Regions from separate parts of the Homo sapiens genome. Here region 1 is linked to region 2. The links are chromatin loops, found by intact Hi-C in ENCODE. Cell type or tissue: endothelial cell of umbilical vein. All regions are shown on one strand.

The links. Hi-C counts contacts between places; a loop is a spot of excess contacts. Peaks named below come from ENCODE experiments on the same cell type or tissue, not always from the same donor. Only the 100,000 strongest peaks of a DNase experiment are listed, where the experiment ranks them.
Region 1: a loop joins it to region 2, with 22 times the contacts of the local background. A loop is called at or near these places in 100 of 110 quality-filtered maps.

The regions. Positions count from the first base shown.
Region 1 is chr20:63,534,972-63,542,971 of GRCh38, forward strand. It overlaps PTK6 (protein tyrosine kinase 6), which reads right to left and starts at 2,405. Exons shown (of 8, transcript NM_005975.4): 1 at 2,114-2,405; 2 at 1-88. The coding sequence starts at 2,343. SRMS (src-related kinase lacking C-terminal regulatory tyrosine and N-terminal myristylation sites) reads right to left here. Exons shown (of 8, transcript NM_080823.4): 4 at 7,469-7,610; 5 at 7,192-7,350; 6 at 6,468-6,649; 7 at 6,220-6,376; 8 at 3,518-6,028. The coding sequence ends at 5,847. RefSeq lists enhancers at 2,504-2,593, 5,012-5,181, silencers at 2,714-2,863, 3,194-3,463, 7,678-7,737 and a cis regulatory region at 5,097. In endothelial cell of umbilical vein, a CTCF peak has its summit at 3,091 (motif pointing right); a DNase peak (open chromatin) is centred at 3,080; H3K4me3 peaks cover 566 bases.
Region 2 is chr20:63,971,049-63,979,048 of GRCh38, forward strand. SAMD10 (sterile alpha motif domain containing 10) reads right to left here. Exons shown (of 5, transcript NM_080621.5): 2 at 6,177-6,358; 3 at 5,923-6,094; 4 at 4,644-4,784; 5 at 3,068-4,484. The coding sequence ends at 4,462. Among named protein-coding and RNA genes, the nearest start is that of SAMD10, 4.6 kb to the right of the region's middle. RefSeq lists an enhancer at 7,748-8,000. In endothelial cell of umbilical vein, a CTCF peak has its summit at 3,015 (motif pointing left); DNase peaks (open chromatin) are centred at 1,503 and 2,973; H3K4me3 peaks cover 660 bases; H3K27ac peaks cover 879 bases.

The DNA.
Region 1 (8,000 bases), 440 kb before region 2:
GACCCTGATCAGGAAGGCGCCCGTGGCGTTGCCCTCGGCCTGCAGCCGACGCACAGCTTCCGAGCGGGAGATGCAGCCAAAGAACCACCTGCAGGGGAGGAGTCTGAGAACACGCGGACCTGGGCCCACCCCACGTGGACCCCACGCTGGCCCCAGCCTGCCCGCCTGGAACCCCAGCCGCCCTTGCCTGCCACCTCAAGCTCCCAGCCCTGACCACAGCTGCTCTCAGGAGCTGTCGCTGACCCAGACGCCCTGAATGTCCCGAAAGGCCAGGACAGGCCCCTGAGGACCCGGCGGGGGCAGGGGCAGGCGCTACCACACCCTGCCCTGAGTGGCCCGAGTCTAGGGGTCAGAGCCTAGGGTGGAGCTGGGGAGGGCAGCTGAGCAGGATGGCTGCCCAGAGCTGCCTGCACACACCCATGTGTGACGCACGCTCACACACACACAGTCACAAACCCCCACACATGCGCACAGTTCACCCGCACACCTGAACACACACGCGCATGTGTGCTCACTTGCCCACACGCTCACACGCACGCACACACAGCCACTCGCGCGCACTAACTCCCGGCTGCGGGGTGTGGGCCAGCCCTGGACTGTGGACTTCCAGGTGGAGCTTGCAGAAGCTCCAGGTGACCTGCGCCCTTTGTGTGTCTGACTCCCTCAGGTCACTGGAACACAAACCCCACACAGAAGACCACGGCCCAGCATGGAGCCCCTGGGGTCCACCCCCTCCACTTCCGCACACCTGGAAGCACTGCCCCACCTGCCCCTCCAACCACCTGGCCTCCCGCCCCCCCCCTCACCTGGCCTCCCGCCCCCTCCTCACCTGGCCTCCCGCCCCCTCCTCACCTGGCCTCCCGCCCCCCCCCTCACCTGGCCTCCCGCCCCCTCCTCACCTGGCCTCCCGCCCCCTCCTCACCTGGCCTCCCGCCCCCCCCTCACCTGGCCTCCCACCCCGTCCTCACCTGGCCTCCCGCACCCCCCTCACCTGGCCTCCCGCCCCCCCCTCACCTGGCCTCCCGCCCCCTCCTCACCTGGCCTCCCGCCCCCTCCTCTCCTGGCCTCCCGCCCCCTCCTCTCCTGGCCTCCCGTCCCCTCCTCTCCTGGTCTCCCGCCCCCCCCACCTGGCCTCCCGCCCCCCCTCACCTGGCCTCCAGCCCCCCCCACCTAGCCTCCCGCTCCCCCCCCCACCTGGCCTCCCACCCCCTCCTCACCTGGCCTCCTCCCCACTTCTCACCTGGGCGAGTTCTCAGGACTCAGGGTCTTTGCACCTGGGAGCTGACCAGCCTCCGGCCAGACCCCACCCCTGCACCCCTGCTCACTAACGAGGTCGTGGGTCTGCGCGTGACCCTGCTAACGAGGTCGTGGGTCTGCACGTAATAGAGGGGTCTCCACCATGGGCCCCTGCCCGACGGCCTCTTTACAGCCTCCCCTGCTTGTTGCTTGGGTCCCCCGGGAGCTAACCCTACACAGCCTGTGACTCACGCACACACACAGTGGGTGCCCAATCACTGATGAGAAACGCGGGATCTCAGGAGCGTGACCCTCCTCAGCCTGAGCTCCGGGCAGCTGTGGAAGCCAGGGCCAGGCCACACCAGCTGCTGTCTGGTTCCCCGCAGGGCACAGCAGGCAGGAAGTTTGCCCGGCAGCCGGCCCGCTCCCCTAACTAGGTCGTGTGTCTGGTTCCGGCACTTTGGAAACTGGGCAAGCTTCAAGCTTCGTTTCCCCCAAAGGCCCTGGAACGCTCCGACAGACCTTGTCACTGGCCACCGGGCCCCAGAAGTCCACCCTGGACCCTCTGTCCTCCCTGGGTCCCGGCAATGCAGCGTCCACCCCCGAGCTGTGACAAGGATGAGCCCAAGGCAGGGGCCGTGCCCTCTGACCCCCGTGCTCCAACTCCCGCAGGGACAGTCCTGGGCACTCCTGGGCGCCAGCGCATGGGGCCTGCAGGGAGGATCAAGCGGGATGCCCAGCCTGGACTTTGGGGTGCAGGAAGATGGAACCGGGGTCCCCACCTTCTTGGGCCTCCCTGAGCAGCCCAGAGCCCTGTCCCTCCCCTGTGCCTAGAGGGTGGCCTGTGCCAAAGCTCCCAGCAGCCTAGGACACGCACGGTTCCGACTCCACCGTCTCCCTCTCGGCCAGGTAGTTGTGGGGCACATAGCCCTGGGCCACGGCCCCACCCGCCTCGTCCAGCAGCGTGGCCCACCACCACTGCTCCTCCTTCCTGGCCACGTGGAAGACGTCCCCCGCGCGGAAGCTCAGCTCCTCGTCCGTCCGGGACTTGAAGTCCCAGAGGCCCACATACTTGGGGCCCAGGTGAGCCTGGTCCCGGGACACCATGGCGGGCGGGCGCAGCGGCAGGACCAGGCTGTGGCCCAGCTGGAGCACCCAGAGCTGGGCGTGGCAGGCGGGCCGTCCCACTTCCTCATGACAGGCCGGGAAGCAGCCACACCCAGCACCCACAGGCGCTCCAGAGCACCCCGGCTCCTCCTGAGGGCCCAGCCGGCCCCACAAGTCCTCAGGCCCACTGGGGCCCATCTGAGCACTTAGCGCCCGCACTATGGGAACCCACTGGGCAAGCACCGCCAGGGCCGGCCTGAGCGCAGGAGAGGGGGAGGAGGACCTCCCGGTTGGGGCTTCTTGGGGGTCCAACTTATGGACACTCAGGCACTCAGGGAAGCCAACGGCCCTCTGGGAACAAGCCTCGCAGCCTGAGGGCAGGAAGGTGAGGGCTGCAGGCGCTGCCTTCCCAACCCTCAGAGCTGCGGGGGCACAGGTGGGGGCCGCCTCTCTCCCCGCTTCCGGCAGCTTCCCCTCCACCCGTCGGTGCCCTCACCCAGCCCCAGACTCCACCCCTGAGCACAGGGCCCAATGTCAGGAGCTGCTGTGGGCAGGCGTCCTGAGAGCGGCCTCATGGGCAGGCCCGCCCTCGGGTAAGGGCCAAGCAGGGAAGAGGGAGTGGAATCAGGGCAGCGACAGCTGTGTGGGTCGGCCCGGAGGACTTCCCGGAAGAGGAGGGCCCGAGGGTTTTGGGGGATCCCCGGGGAGGCAGAGCCAGGGGCACCCACGGCTGAAGAAACGGGCACTGCCTTCCTCCACACGGACGCCAGGGGGCAGGCAAGGACCGTGAGTGCGGCCTGGAAGCGCCCATGGCGCTGGGGCCCAAGGCCACAGGTCCCTCCCAGGCAGCCCCTCCCGCCTCCAGCCTCTGCCTCCTCCTGTCCAGCCCGCAGGACCCCTGCCCCCTTCCAGCTGGCCTCCCTTCTCCCGACTCATGCCTGAGTGAGCCCTGCCGTGACCCCCACCTGCACCCGACGGCCGCCTGCCCCCCAGCCCCTGAGACTCGGGACACCCCCTCCCTGGAGGCCCCTCCCCGCCCCACCCTCCCACTGACCCTACTGTGTCCACCCGGGAGCTCCAACCCAGGGACCTGGACTGGCAGCCACAAGGGGGCAGGAAGGGGCGGGAAGGGAAATTCAAAGTCTGCAAGGGGTGGTAAGGAAAGTCCCTAAACTGCGTATTTCAACTTTTATTTTTATTGCAAAGAGAAATAATGGCACCTTCCACTCATTGTTTTGAGATTAAGAACAATAATCTGGATTATTTAACAGGCTCATAGATTTCTGGGCAGCCCAGCTCAGCGCTGACCAAGGTGGGGAGGGGCAGCGGGGTGCCGGCCTGGGCAGTGTCCCTCAGGCCCTCCCAGCTCTGTCTGGGGTCGGTTGGGGAGGATGCAGGGGGAGGGGTGGGGGGTGGGGAATGCGGAAGGAGGGTGCCGGGGCACCTGGCCGGGCAGCGTCCCTCAGAGCCCGGCCAGACTCTGGGCCCGTGAGTCTATGTCCAGGAAGCCTCGAGTATCCCTGAGTTCGGACGTGCAGGACTTTCAGTCTAAGCCACACCAGGAGGCAGGAACGTCCCCAGCCCCTCCCAGATACCCAGGAGCACCAAACCTGTTCAGCTGGTGGCTGGCGAGATGCCTAGGAGGGCACAGGTGCCACAGACACACCTGGTCCCCTTAATCCCAGTGGCGGCTGCAGAGAGCACAGAGGGCGAGGCCTTCTGTGCCAGAGGAGCCCCCAGGCTGCTGTGCTGGGGACCTGCCAGAACTGGAAGCTCAGCTCAAGGCCTCAGTGGGCCCAGGTACCAGAACCAGCCCCTCCCCTAGGTTCTCCCATGCAGATGGAGCTGGGCAGGTGGCCAGGGTCCCAAAGGCTCAGATAAAGCCTCTTGCCTCCACCATCTGCAGGGGTCCTGGTTCCTGCTGCTTCCCTCCGCTTGGCCTTGTTCCTCCGATGCACGGGCCCCAGGAAGCCCCCGCGCTGCCTCCGTTCTCGGAGCCTCCGAGTGGCCTCTTCCTTCCCCGGGGCCACCTGTCTCTGCACACGGGAGTCTCATCTCTTAGCTCCCTCCTGAGCCAGGCTTTGGCCGGGGCCTGTGGACGGCAGCCATCAGCACTTCGGCTCAGCAGGTACAGAGCTGACCCCAACTCTAGGGGACAAGGACTCAGTCAGGCCTGAACTTGTCTCCAAACTTTCTGTCCCCGAAAGCCTTCTGGGCACAGCTGCCAACCTGGGCTCCCAGGAGGGTGGGGGGCAGGGTCTCCGGGGGCCACAAACAGACCCCACCGGCCCCCTTGCTTCTTGACGTGTTTCACGAAGACCTGAGCAGAAGCTTCCCTGAGCCAGACGTGGGGAGACGAGGGCGGACCCTGCACATCCCTGCCCCCTCCTGCCTTGGTGACCCCCGAGGACTCACACCCAGAGGCTTCCTGAGCCACTTGCTGCCCAGCATACCATGGCATCTACCTCCGAGCCCCCAACCGACCCTGCCTGACCCTGCACAGGCAGAAGACTCCAAATCCCCCACGGCCCACCCTGAGGCCCCTGGAAATAGCCTCCAAGGGCAGCTCCCAGGTCACCAAGCCTCCCGGCCCACCCTTCCTGTGCCACCTGGAACCCACCCAGGGAGATGGAATCGGCAGCTCCTGCCAATGCCCTTGGGGCTCACGCTCTCTGGGCACCATGATGTCCTGGGCTGGGGGTCCGGGCGGCATGGGGGCCGCTCCAACCTGCATTTTCTAGCCACGTGGACCCGTACGCTCCAGCTCCTGGGTCTGGGTTTGGGGGGCTGAGCCTGTGTGTGATGTGCGCCTGTGTGCGTGTCTGAGTGGGTCAGTCCCGGCTTACTGAGTGCTGTGTGCGTGAGTGGGTTTGTGCACAGGCCGCCAGTGTGTCTGTGAGGGGCAGGTGACGGTGCCACCCCGTGCCTACATACCACACATCCAGTGGGGTCAACACCACGGTCTGCCTGGGAGTCAGCACTGGTCATTTCCACAAACCCAAGCTGGGACTAGGGAGAGAACTGGGCCTTTGGCTCTTCACCCTGGGAGGGAGTCCAGGGGACCCAGGCAGGAGACACACAGGGCTCAGGGTTCCTCACCCAGAGCCTCCGAGGCTTCTACCCACCCTCCTGTGCCGTTGTCTCTCTTGAGAGGCCAGGGACACGTGTCACACTGCACGGGGAACGTCAGCCCCAGCCCTCCGTCTGCACGAGTCACACTGCACGGGGAACGTCAGCCCCAGCCCTTCGTCTGCACGAGTCACACTGCATGGGGGACGTCAGCCCCAGCCCTCCGTCTGCACGAGTCACACTGCACGGGGGACGTCAGCCCCAGCCCTCCGTCTGCACGTCTGCCTGGTGCACGAACATGTGTGCACGCCAGGGCCTGAGGCCCACAGCCAGAGGCTCCTCGGTCCGGCAGACCGGCATCCCTTCGAGTTGGCGCTCTGCAGGGAGGAGGGGCTGGCCTGGCTGGAGCCCAGAGCGTTGGGTCACGTGAGGACTCAGGGGTGGCATCTGTGGATGGCGTGCAGCTTCTCCCGCAGCGTGGCGAAGGAGGGCCGTTCCTCGGGGCTGCTCCTCCAGCACTCCAGCATGAGCACGTAGACCTCCGCCGGGCAGGCAGCCGGGCGCGGCAGCCGGTACCCTCGCATGATCTGCTGCAGCGTCTCGTGGTTGGTCATCCCTGGGAGGCGCGGGGCAAGAGCTGCCTCGATTCTGCCTGGGGGTCCCTATGGAGGAGGCCTCCTGTAGCCCCCCATGTCATCTGCCTGCCCTTGGCCAGACCCTCCAACCCCTTGCCGACAGCGTCCAGGCCCGGGGCCAGTGACTCCTGGGCAGAGCCTGCATCCTCCCTCTGGCTGCCTGGGGACCCACCTTCATAGGGACACTGGCCATAGGTGAAAACCTCGTGCAGCAGGACGCCGAAGGACCAGACGTCTGACTTCTGGGAGAAGACACGATAATTGGCCGCCTCAGGCGCTGTCCACTTGACCGGGATCTTGGAGCTGCTGCTCGGGGAGTAGATGTCGTCCTGGGGGCGAGGGAAGGCCCCTGGTAGGGCAGGTGGACCGGGGTCCCCTCACCCACCCCCTCTGGGTCAGGGGCCCAGAGCCTCCGCTGACCTTGAGCAGCCGGGCCAGGCCGAAGTCAGCCACCTTGCAGGCCAGGCCGTCGTCCACGAGCACGTTCCGGGCGGCCAAGTCCCGGTGCACAACGCGCTGCTCCTCCAGGTAGCTCATGCCCTCAGCCACCTGGCAGGCAAAGCCCAGGAGTGGCGGCAGACGCAGGGCCCGGCCCTCGGGGGCTGCAGGAGACAGCGCGGGGTCTTTTAGGGCACGGGGCCAACGGCCGGTGAGGCCAGCGTCCACCCACGTCACCTTCCCCCATGCCTCAGCCTCCTCATCTCTAAGACGTGGCGAGGATGGCATGGCCGGCTAAGGCCACGGGAAGCCCCAAGTGAGACAGGGCGAGGGTCCTGTACTCACCACAGTGACCCGGCAGCCGGCCCAGGCCCCCGACAAAGACCAGGGCAGAGAAGAGCCAGAGGCTGGGCTGGGTCTATGTCACATTAGACCAAGGCTGGTGACCCAGATGGGACCGCGCCCCCCACCGCCCCCGAACACCAGCTCCAGCCCCGGAGCCACAAGGCTCTGGCCTGGCCCAGACCTGACGCCAGCCCCCTGTTGGCTGGAGACCAGACAGGGATGGGATCTGCAGCCGGGGCCACCTGCTCCCGGTAGAGAGGCCCGGTTCACCTCGGAAACCCCGCAGGTTCAGCTCTGCGCCAGGAGGGAAGGGGCGGTCGCAGGCGCGTCAGGGCCACGTGGCAGCAGGGAGGGGACTCACTGCCCAGGAAGGCCTGCAGGTTCCCCTTGCGCATGAGTTCCGTGACGATGTACACAGGCTCCCCGCCCGAGCACACTGCGTGCAGCCGGATGAGCCGCTCGTGCCGCAGGCCCTTCAGTGTCTGGATCTCCTTGGCGAGGTCAGTGAGCTTCATGTTGGCTGCGAGAGAGGGTGTGGCTCCAGGACCGGCCCACGCCACGAACATCACTGCCCTGGGGCTTGAGGGTTGGACAGCAGGTGCGGGGCCCGGCCGTGGCGCAGGATCTCGGGGCCTCACCTGACTTGATGACCTTGATCGCCACGGGCAGGGAGCCCAGCCACAGGCCTTCCCACACCTCCCCAAAGTAGCCTTCACCCAGCTTCCTCCCAAGGGCGAATTCGGAGTGTGGCCGCTCCCACACGTCCTGCCTCGGGGCCTTCTGCAGGGAGGGTGGGCAGGGAGGCTGGTCAGCGTGGGCCCCTGTGCTCTGTCCCAGGCACAGCCCCCCACACCAGGCCTCTGGCGGGCACCCCTGTCCCCAGCACACACTCACCCCACCCTGGCTGGGACAAAGGGGAGTGGGTGCCAGGCTTGGAGGCCCGGCCCAGCCCCGTGGGAGCTCATTGCTCTGGGGGCCTAAGTGGCACCTTTGCCCCAGCCGGATATCCGTCTACACATGCTCATTACTGCCCCTGGCCGCGCTGTCATTATGAGACCAGAGAAACCAGACTGCTGCCCTGGCCCTCGGCAGGGTGGCTCACATCGGGGACAGTCCCCGGGATCCAGTGTCTCCAGCCCAGGTGCAGCATCTTGTGATCTGCCTCTCCTC
Region 2 (8,000 bases):
CCCCTCCCCTCCCTTCTCCTCCCCTCCCTTCCCCTCCTCTCCTTTCTCCTTCTCCGTTCTTTTTTTATTCTTGAGATAGGGTCTCGCTCTGTCATTCAGGCTGGAATGCAGTGGTGTGATCTTGGCTCACTGCAGCCTCTACCACCTGGGCTCAAGCAATCCTCCCACCTCGGCCTCCCAAGTAGCTGGAACTACAGGTGTGTGCCACCCCACCTGGCTAAGTTTTAAAGTATTCATAGAGACGAGGTCTTTCTGTGTTGACTAGGCTGGTCTTGAACTCCTGGGCTTAAGCCATCTTCCTGCCTCAGCCTCCCACAGTGTGGGCATTACAGGTGTGACCCACCGCCTCTGGCTAGGAGGGCATTTTTTTTTTTTTTTTTTTTTGAGACAGAGTCTGGCTCTGTAGCCCAGGCTGGAGTGCAGTGGTGCGATCTCGGCTCACTGCAAGCTCCGCCTCCTGGGTTCATGCCATTCTCCTGCCTCAGCCAACCAAGTAGCTGGAACTACAGGCGCCCACCACCACGCCCGGCTAATTTTTTTGTATTTTTAGTAGAGACGGAGTTTCACCCTGTTAGCCAGGATGGTCTCAATCTCCTGACCTCGTGATCCGCCCACCTCGGCCTCCCAAAGTGCTGGGATTACAGGCGTGAGCCACTGCCCCTGGCCTTAGGAGGGCCATTCTTACCTGTTCACAGCACCCATCTCCCAGGGAAGGCCTCAGGCCTCAGGAGGGAAGAGTCAAGGAGACTCTGGGTTTTCATCTTGTGCCCATAGAGCATTTTTTTTTTTTTTTTTTTGAGATGGAGTCTCTCTCTGTTGCCCAGGCTGGACTGCAGTGGCGCCATCTCTGCTCACTGCAACCTCCGCCTCCTGGGTTCAAGCAATTCTGCCTCAGCCCCCTGAGTAGCTGGGATTACAGGCACGTGCCACCATACCCAGCTGATTTTTTGTATTTTTAGTAGAGACGGGGTTTTACCAAGCTGGCCAGGCTGGTCTCGAACTCCTGACCTCGTGATCCACCCACCTCGGCCTCCCAAAGTGCTGGAATTACAGGCATGCGCCACCGCACCCAGCCAGCATTTTTTTTAAAACCATGTGCATATATTACTTTTATAATTAAAACAGACTTTTAAAAGTTTCGTAATGCCCCTTTTTGCATACTACAAATATTCTGGACTCCTTAAAATTGATGTGGGCTGGAAGTTGCTAGTCAGGAAATGGAACTACCAGGTGTGCCTCCTTCGCTGGGGCCCTTCCGGCCCAGTCGGCCCCTTTCCCTGTACCCCGTGGAGCAAGCTCAGAGGCACTGCTAGGGGGTTGGGCAGTAAGATTTTTGCCTTTCCTCAAAGGGGCCTGGGATCTGCTTCACTCAAGGCTGGTGCAGAGCACTCACATGGAGATTGGAGGTTGGCTCTTATAGAAGAGGCAGTCAGTCAATCCTTCCTTCGGGAATCTGAGTCAGAGAGGCCAGTGCACACCAGCCTGTGTGACCCGAGGAGGAAGGGGAGGGCATTCCCTGTGAGGCTAGCGTCATCACGTCCTTCCCTTGTTGACCTTTCCCACCCTGGGGACGGGACCAGCAGGATTTCCTGAGGGGTCAGTGTGTGTCCCCTTAGGTGCAGCCAAGGCCGTCAGCTCTCCCTGTGTAAGTCTGGGTGTCCATACATGCGACCTGTTTGGACATTGCCGTGTCAGGATATGACAGTGTCCCATGCTAGGTGAGACCAATGCCTGTCTGTATTTTAGCATCTGGGCGACTAGACCTCAGGGTACCTGGGGACGATGTGTCTGGATTTCAGTATCCATGTGTCCAGGCTGCGGCATGTCTCAGTGTCAGGGTGCTGGTGAGGGACGGCTGTTTTCTGTGAGCATCTACATGCCAGGGTGTCGTGGAATACAGTGTGTTTGTGTGCACCGGGGATGTGCCGTGTCCCATGTGTTTCTATGTGTTAGGAGGTCGTTGTGTGTCTGCATGCTAGTATTTGTGTATTTGTGTAATGACATCTTTGTATGGGGGCATGCTGTTACATACCTTTGTGTCTGTGTGCCTGGCCAACTACATGCATGTGTTTGTGTGTGTTGGTGTTTGCTGGTGTCAGTGTCATTGAGTCTCTGTGTGTGGTTTATGCTCTTATGTGTCTGATTGCTGTGTGTGTGTGGTGTGTGTGTGTGTGTGTGTGTGTGCTGTGATCTGTGTTTGAGACAGGGTCTTGCTCTGTTGCCCAGGCTGGAGTGCAGTTGTGTGGTTAGAGCTCACTGTGCCTTGAACTCCTGGGCTCAAGGAATCTTCCTGCCTCAGCCTCCCAAGTAGCTGGGACTACGGGTATGCGCCACCATGCCTGGCTAGTTTCAAAAGTTTTTTGTAGAGATGGGGTCTTGCTATGTCACACAGGCTGGTCTTGAACTCCTGGCCTTCAGCGACACTCCTGCCTTGGTCTCCCACAGTGCTGGGATTGCAGGCGTGAGCCACCGTACCAGGCCAGATGTTTGTGTTTTATCCCTGAACGTGTGAATGGGATCTTATTGGGAAAAGGGTATTTGCAGATGTGATGAAAGATCTTGTGATGAGGAGATTATCCTGTATTACCCAGGTGGCCCCAAATCCAAGCATCCTTATAAGAGAGAGACAGAGGGAGATTTGAGAGACAGAAGAGGAGGAGGTGATCTGATTACAGAGGCGGAGACGGGTAATGCCCATGCGCCCGAGTTCCCCCGGCAGCCACTGGAAGCTGGAGAGGTGAGGAGTCGCCCCAGGAGGCCCTGAGGGAGCTGGATTTTGGACTGCGGCCTCCAGAACTCCAGAGAGAATGAATGTCTGCTGTTCTCAGCACCCCTCCGTGGTCCTCTGTCACGGCAGCCGCGGGACCCTCACGCGCTGTCTGGGCCGTCCCTTCCAGCGTGTCGGGCGTTGTGTCCAGCACTGGGGACCGCCCACAGGCGTGACTTGAGCCCTGTTTCCAGCCTCTGCGCGGGGTTGCCCAGACGCCCCTCCAGGGCGTGACGCCACTGCCCCCTGGTGGCCGCGGCTGCCCAGACGCCCTCTCCTCGCAGACCCAGCACCGCCAGCACTTGGGAACCAGCTTTATTTCTGATTTTTTTTTTTTGTCAGAGTATAAAAAAGTGAGTGCAGCAAAACAAGGAAGACGAGACAGGCGTGCGTGGGCCAGGGCAAGACAGAGGAGAAGGGAGGGAAGCAGAGGCAGAAGGGCCCCTTGGGCGAAGGCTGATGGTGGGAGGCGGGCAGAATACTTGCGCAGCCACACAGGGGCAGGGATGAGGGTCTCCCCGTGGTGGGGGCTTACAGGATGGGAGCGGCCAGGCCAGTTGTCCAAATTCCACCTGGGACCTGCAGTGACCAGCCTCGAGTCTGGAGGCTCAAAGCACACAGAGGGGACTAGGGGCTCAGCCTCATCTGTCCCTGAGATTTTCAGAAGCCACAGGGGGACTGGGAGAGGGCAGAGGCGCAAGAGGGTGGAGGCGGCTAGGGCCGCCCTCACTGTCCTTCCGCCAGGCAGCACCAGCCCCAAACCACCCAGAGAGGGGTTGCTCAGGCCTCTGGGAGGGTGTAAGGGGAGTGGCCCTGGGAAGGCCTCTCCCCTGAATCCAGGCCTTCTTGGGAAAGCAGCAATGGGAAGGCCCACGCACAAGGCCCTTGTTCTTGAGGGCGAGGGGGGAAGACCATAAAAGCAAGATTTTCCCAAAGATAGGGCAGGGAGCACTGCTAAGCCTGGGCCCTGGGCGCGGAGCCACCTGGACAGGGCTGGGGTTCTCGTTGTGCCACATTTTGTCTCTGGCGCTTGGTCAATCTGGTCCTTTCTCAGCTTTACTTCTCATGAATAGAGGGGGTGTGGTGACGATGTATAAATAATGATGAAAGTGCTTGGCATGGTGCCCGTTAGGCGGGTGCTGATGGCCACTACTCTAGATGATGGGTTGGCCTGCTGGGCCCTGGCAGGTGCATGGGCACAAGCCACAGGGAGCCGAGGCAGCTTATGGTACCTGTGTGGGCCAACCTGGAGGTGCTGGGGAACGACCTAGAACTGGGCTGGGTGGGTGGACAGACAAGTGACTCAGCAGGCGATGGGGGACCGACATCACGTGGAGAGGGGAATGTAAATAAACAGACTCCCTGGGAGTCTAGGGGGGACATCCAAACCGGTTCTGGCTCCAGGCAGCTGCCCCACATGCTGCCAGCTGCACCAGGGGAGGGCTTGGGCTCAGGTCCCAGGAGGTGGGGCCACACTCAAGCAGCCCCCTACCCACCCAGCCCCAGGGCACGACCTGGAATGTCCAACCAGAGGCGCCTGGAGGTGTGATCCTGGTCCTGTCTGTCCGTTGGGCCAGCCTGGCCGCCCCGGCATCCCGCAGGGTCCAAGAGGCGCTGCGGGGCCAGCTTGGCCTCCTCCCTAGCCGTGGACTCCCATCACAGTGCTGGGGTCTGGGTTCAAGCCTCAGCAGCAGCTAGGACATTTTCCCGAAGGAAGCTGTGTGATGGAAGAGGGTGAGAATGGGGTGGGGTCTTTGGCATCATCTGCATTAGGGCGCTTACTGGGGCCTGCAGCCGACCTCCTGAGGTCATCCCACCCCACACTCAGAGGGGCTTCTCCATCAGCCCCCAGGCCTCTCTGGCACCTCACACTGACCTTGGCTGAGCAGCTGCAGGCTCCGCCCCTCCTCACGCACCTGCAGGCGGAGCACCTGCTGCAGCACCTCCTGCCTCTGGGCCTCCTGGGCCAGCCCCATCCGCTGCAGCTTCTCCGCATTCAGCCGCAGCAGTGCCCGGCCTGGGGAGAGGAAAGAGGGGCTGAGCTGAGGCCAACAGAGGCATCAAGAGCCAAGGCAAGGCTGGTGCCATGGCTCATGCCTGTGATCCCAGCACTTTGGGAGGCCGAGGCGGGCAGATCACTTGAGGTCAGGAGTTCAAGACCAGCCTGGACAACATGGTGAAACCCCGTTTCTACTAAAAGTATAAAAATTAGCTGGGCTTGGTGGTGTGCGCCTGTAGTCCCAGCTACTCGGGAGGCTGAGGCGGGAGGATCACTTGAACCTGGGAGGTGGAGGTTGCAGTGAGCTGAGATCGTGCCACTGCACTCCAGACTGGATGACAGAGCGAGACTCCTTCTCAGAAACAAACAAACAAACAAACAACAAACTGAGCCAAGGCAGAAGCAGGGACTGAAAGAGAAAAAGGGAGGAGAGAGAGAGGAAGCGGGAAGCACGGGCACAGAGAGACTCGGAGAGAGGGAGGAGAGAGAGAGGAAGCGAGGTTCAGAGAGACTCAGAGGGAGAAAGAGAATCAGCAAAACACACAGAGACTTAAAGGAGAGAGGCAGAGGGAAAGGAAGGAGAGCAAAAGGCAGGGACGGAACAGAGAAAAGCCAGATGAAGACAGCACAGAGAGATGGGAAGAGACACAGAAGAAAGGCAGAGAGGTCCGGACGCAGTGGCTCACACCTGTAATCCCAGCACTTTGGGAGGCTGAGGCAGGCGGATCACCTGAGATCAGGAGTTCGAGATCATCCTGGGCAACACAGTGAAACCCTGTCTCTACTAAAAATACAAAATTAGCCAGGCGTGGTGGTGCATGCCTGTAATCCCAGGTACTCGGGAGGCTGAGGCAGGAGGATTGCTTGAACCTGGCAGGCAGAGGATGTGGTGAGCCAAGATCGCACCATTTCACTCAGCCTGGGCAACAGGAGTAAATCTCTGTCTCACCAAAAAAAAAAAAAAAAAAAAAAAAAAAGAAAGGCAGAGAGATAGAAAAGACAGATTCTGCGGAGATGAAGAACAGAGGGGAGGTTGATTCACAGGAGAAACTAGACAGACGAAAACAACAGCAAGAGAAAGGCAGGCTGAGTGTGGGGAAGAGACGCTCTGAGGCAGGTTAGCCCCACTCCCACAGCACCCTCAGCGCCACTGTACCGGTGATGGCATGCTGGGAGAAGGCCTCCACGTAGACGAGGTAGTTGTGGGGACAGTGCTTCTTGAGCCACTTGCAGACGTCCTGCTGACTCCACAGGACCACGGGCCGGGTCAGGCCACCCAGCGAGGGGCTTGTATGGTACAGGCCATAGTGGTCAGAGTACAGCCGGCCCTGCAGGGGAGGGGCGTGGCAGGCAGAGTGAGAGTGGTGGAGAAGGAGGGCAGGGACGGAGGTGGGTGGAGTGGGTGGGTACCTGGGGGGTGTCTGTGCCGGGCTGCTGCAGGAGCTTGATTGGCCTGCTGCTGGCCGCCCTCTGGCTGCGGGAGTCATGCCACGTGAGGCTGGTGCCAGGTGTCCGAGGCAAGTGGCAGGGGATGCTCTCAGCTGACACCGTGTGCTCCAGGAGGGTCCGGCAGAAGCTGAAGTGGGCAGTGGCTGTGTGTGGGGGTGCCTGGTCAGGGCAGTCAAGGGCAGAACCAGAGGCTTCCTCTACTTGAGAGCTAGCTCCCTGCCCCATCTCCTCCACACTAGTGCGGGAAATCACCTCCCCAATGAGGGGTTCCCAAGCCTCCAAAGGCAGAAGGAAGTGTGCAGGACCTGTTTCGAGGACCTCACCCAGCACAAAAAGAGAAGAACTGGAAACACCTTTCATCTTGCAAGTCTACAGCCCTCACCCAGGGGAGCAGGATGGATTCTTAGATCAGAGGATGTGCCCTCTAGGGAAGGGAACCTGAGACATATGACAAGAGGAGCTATCCTGGGACAGCCCTGACCTCACCCTTGCCTTGGGCTGGCCCACAAGTCTTGCACACACCACACCAGACCAGGAAGTGCACACACGGCCTGCTTTGAGGAAAGGCAGATCCCGAGTCCGGGGAGGTCGTCTGTGCTGGGGAAACCGGGCTGAGGATGCTGCTTGCCCATCGCCACTGAAGGCACCCAGTTCACACAGCCCTATCTGGTGTTGGGGCCCGACTCACTGACTATGACTCATTGACAGCCTGAACTGTGGGCCAACTGACAAGCAGGGCTCACTCCGCAAACACGCGCTGGGCTCTCCAGCTGTGCCGCCCCCCACAGGGCCTGCAGCCCGGGACAACACCGGCCATGTGAATGGTGGGTACCCATTGGATATGGGCGGGTCAGCACAGGTATGTGGGGTGCAGCCATTGCTTGGGGACCCACGGTGATGCTCTGTGCTCCCTCTTCCCACAGTAACTGCATTAAAGTGTTTCATCTGAGCTTTGTCATCATCTCTGGGGGCACTGCTGACCTGAGTCTGGGGAGGCAGGCGTCTTGATCCAGGTCTGGTTACAGAGGGGCACCCCACATTCATTGTCAATGAATGAATGAATGAAGGCTCTGTATGGTATCTGCAAGTGAACAGAGCCTGTGGGGAGACAGAAGGTGGGCACAGGCCTGCCCCTGTCTTTACAGCACCCTAGCACCCAGGCCTTCAGCAGGGCAGGTGAGGTTCCCACGCTAGGGCCCTCATCCCATCCACCCTAGAGTGAGAGACCCTCCCGGCCTCAGACTCAGCCACCCACTCCACACCCAGGGCAGGGGTTGGGGATGTGTCTAGGAGGTCTAAGTATCGGTGAAAACCACATCCTACTTCCCCGTCCTCCCACGCCTGTAAGACTTAGGAGACATAACACCTTCCGCCCCCATTCTTGCAACTTTCAGGAACCGGACCCCTGGGTGACTCCAAATTTGAGGTCTGGGGTCAGCAGAGGGTGTGCTCAGTGGGCCACCGCCCCGAGGTGGCCCCTAGTGCTGTGGGAAAAGGCTTATTCTAAGCCCGCGCCTTCCAGCGGACAGGCGCCGTGGTCGCCGGGCTTTGCAGGGCCTCGAGCGGCGGGGCTGGTGCAGAAGCGCGCGGCAGTCCGGGGAAACCCGTCGGACTCCTCAGCCCGCACGGCACCTGCCCCGGCCAAGCAGGCTCCGCCCATTTCCTGCCTGCACTCCCGGAGGGAGTTCCGTCCGTCCCGCGGTCTGTCGGTCCGGTCCCTCCCGCCCCAACGTCAGGATTCCAGAAGGAAATGGGGCGGGGGCACCGAGGCGGGATGTGACCTCG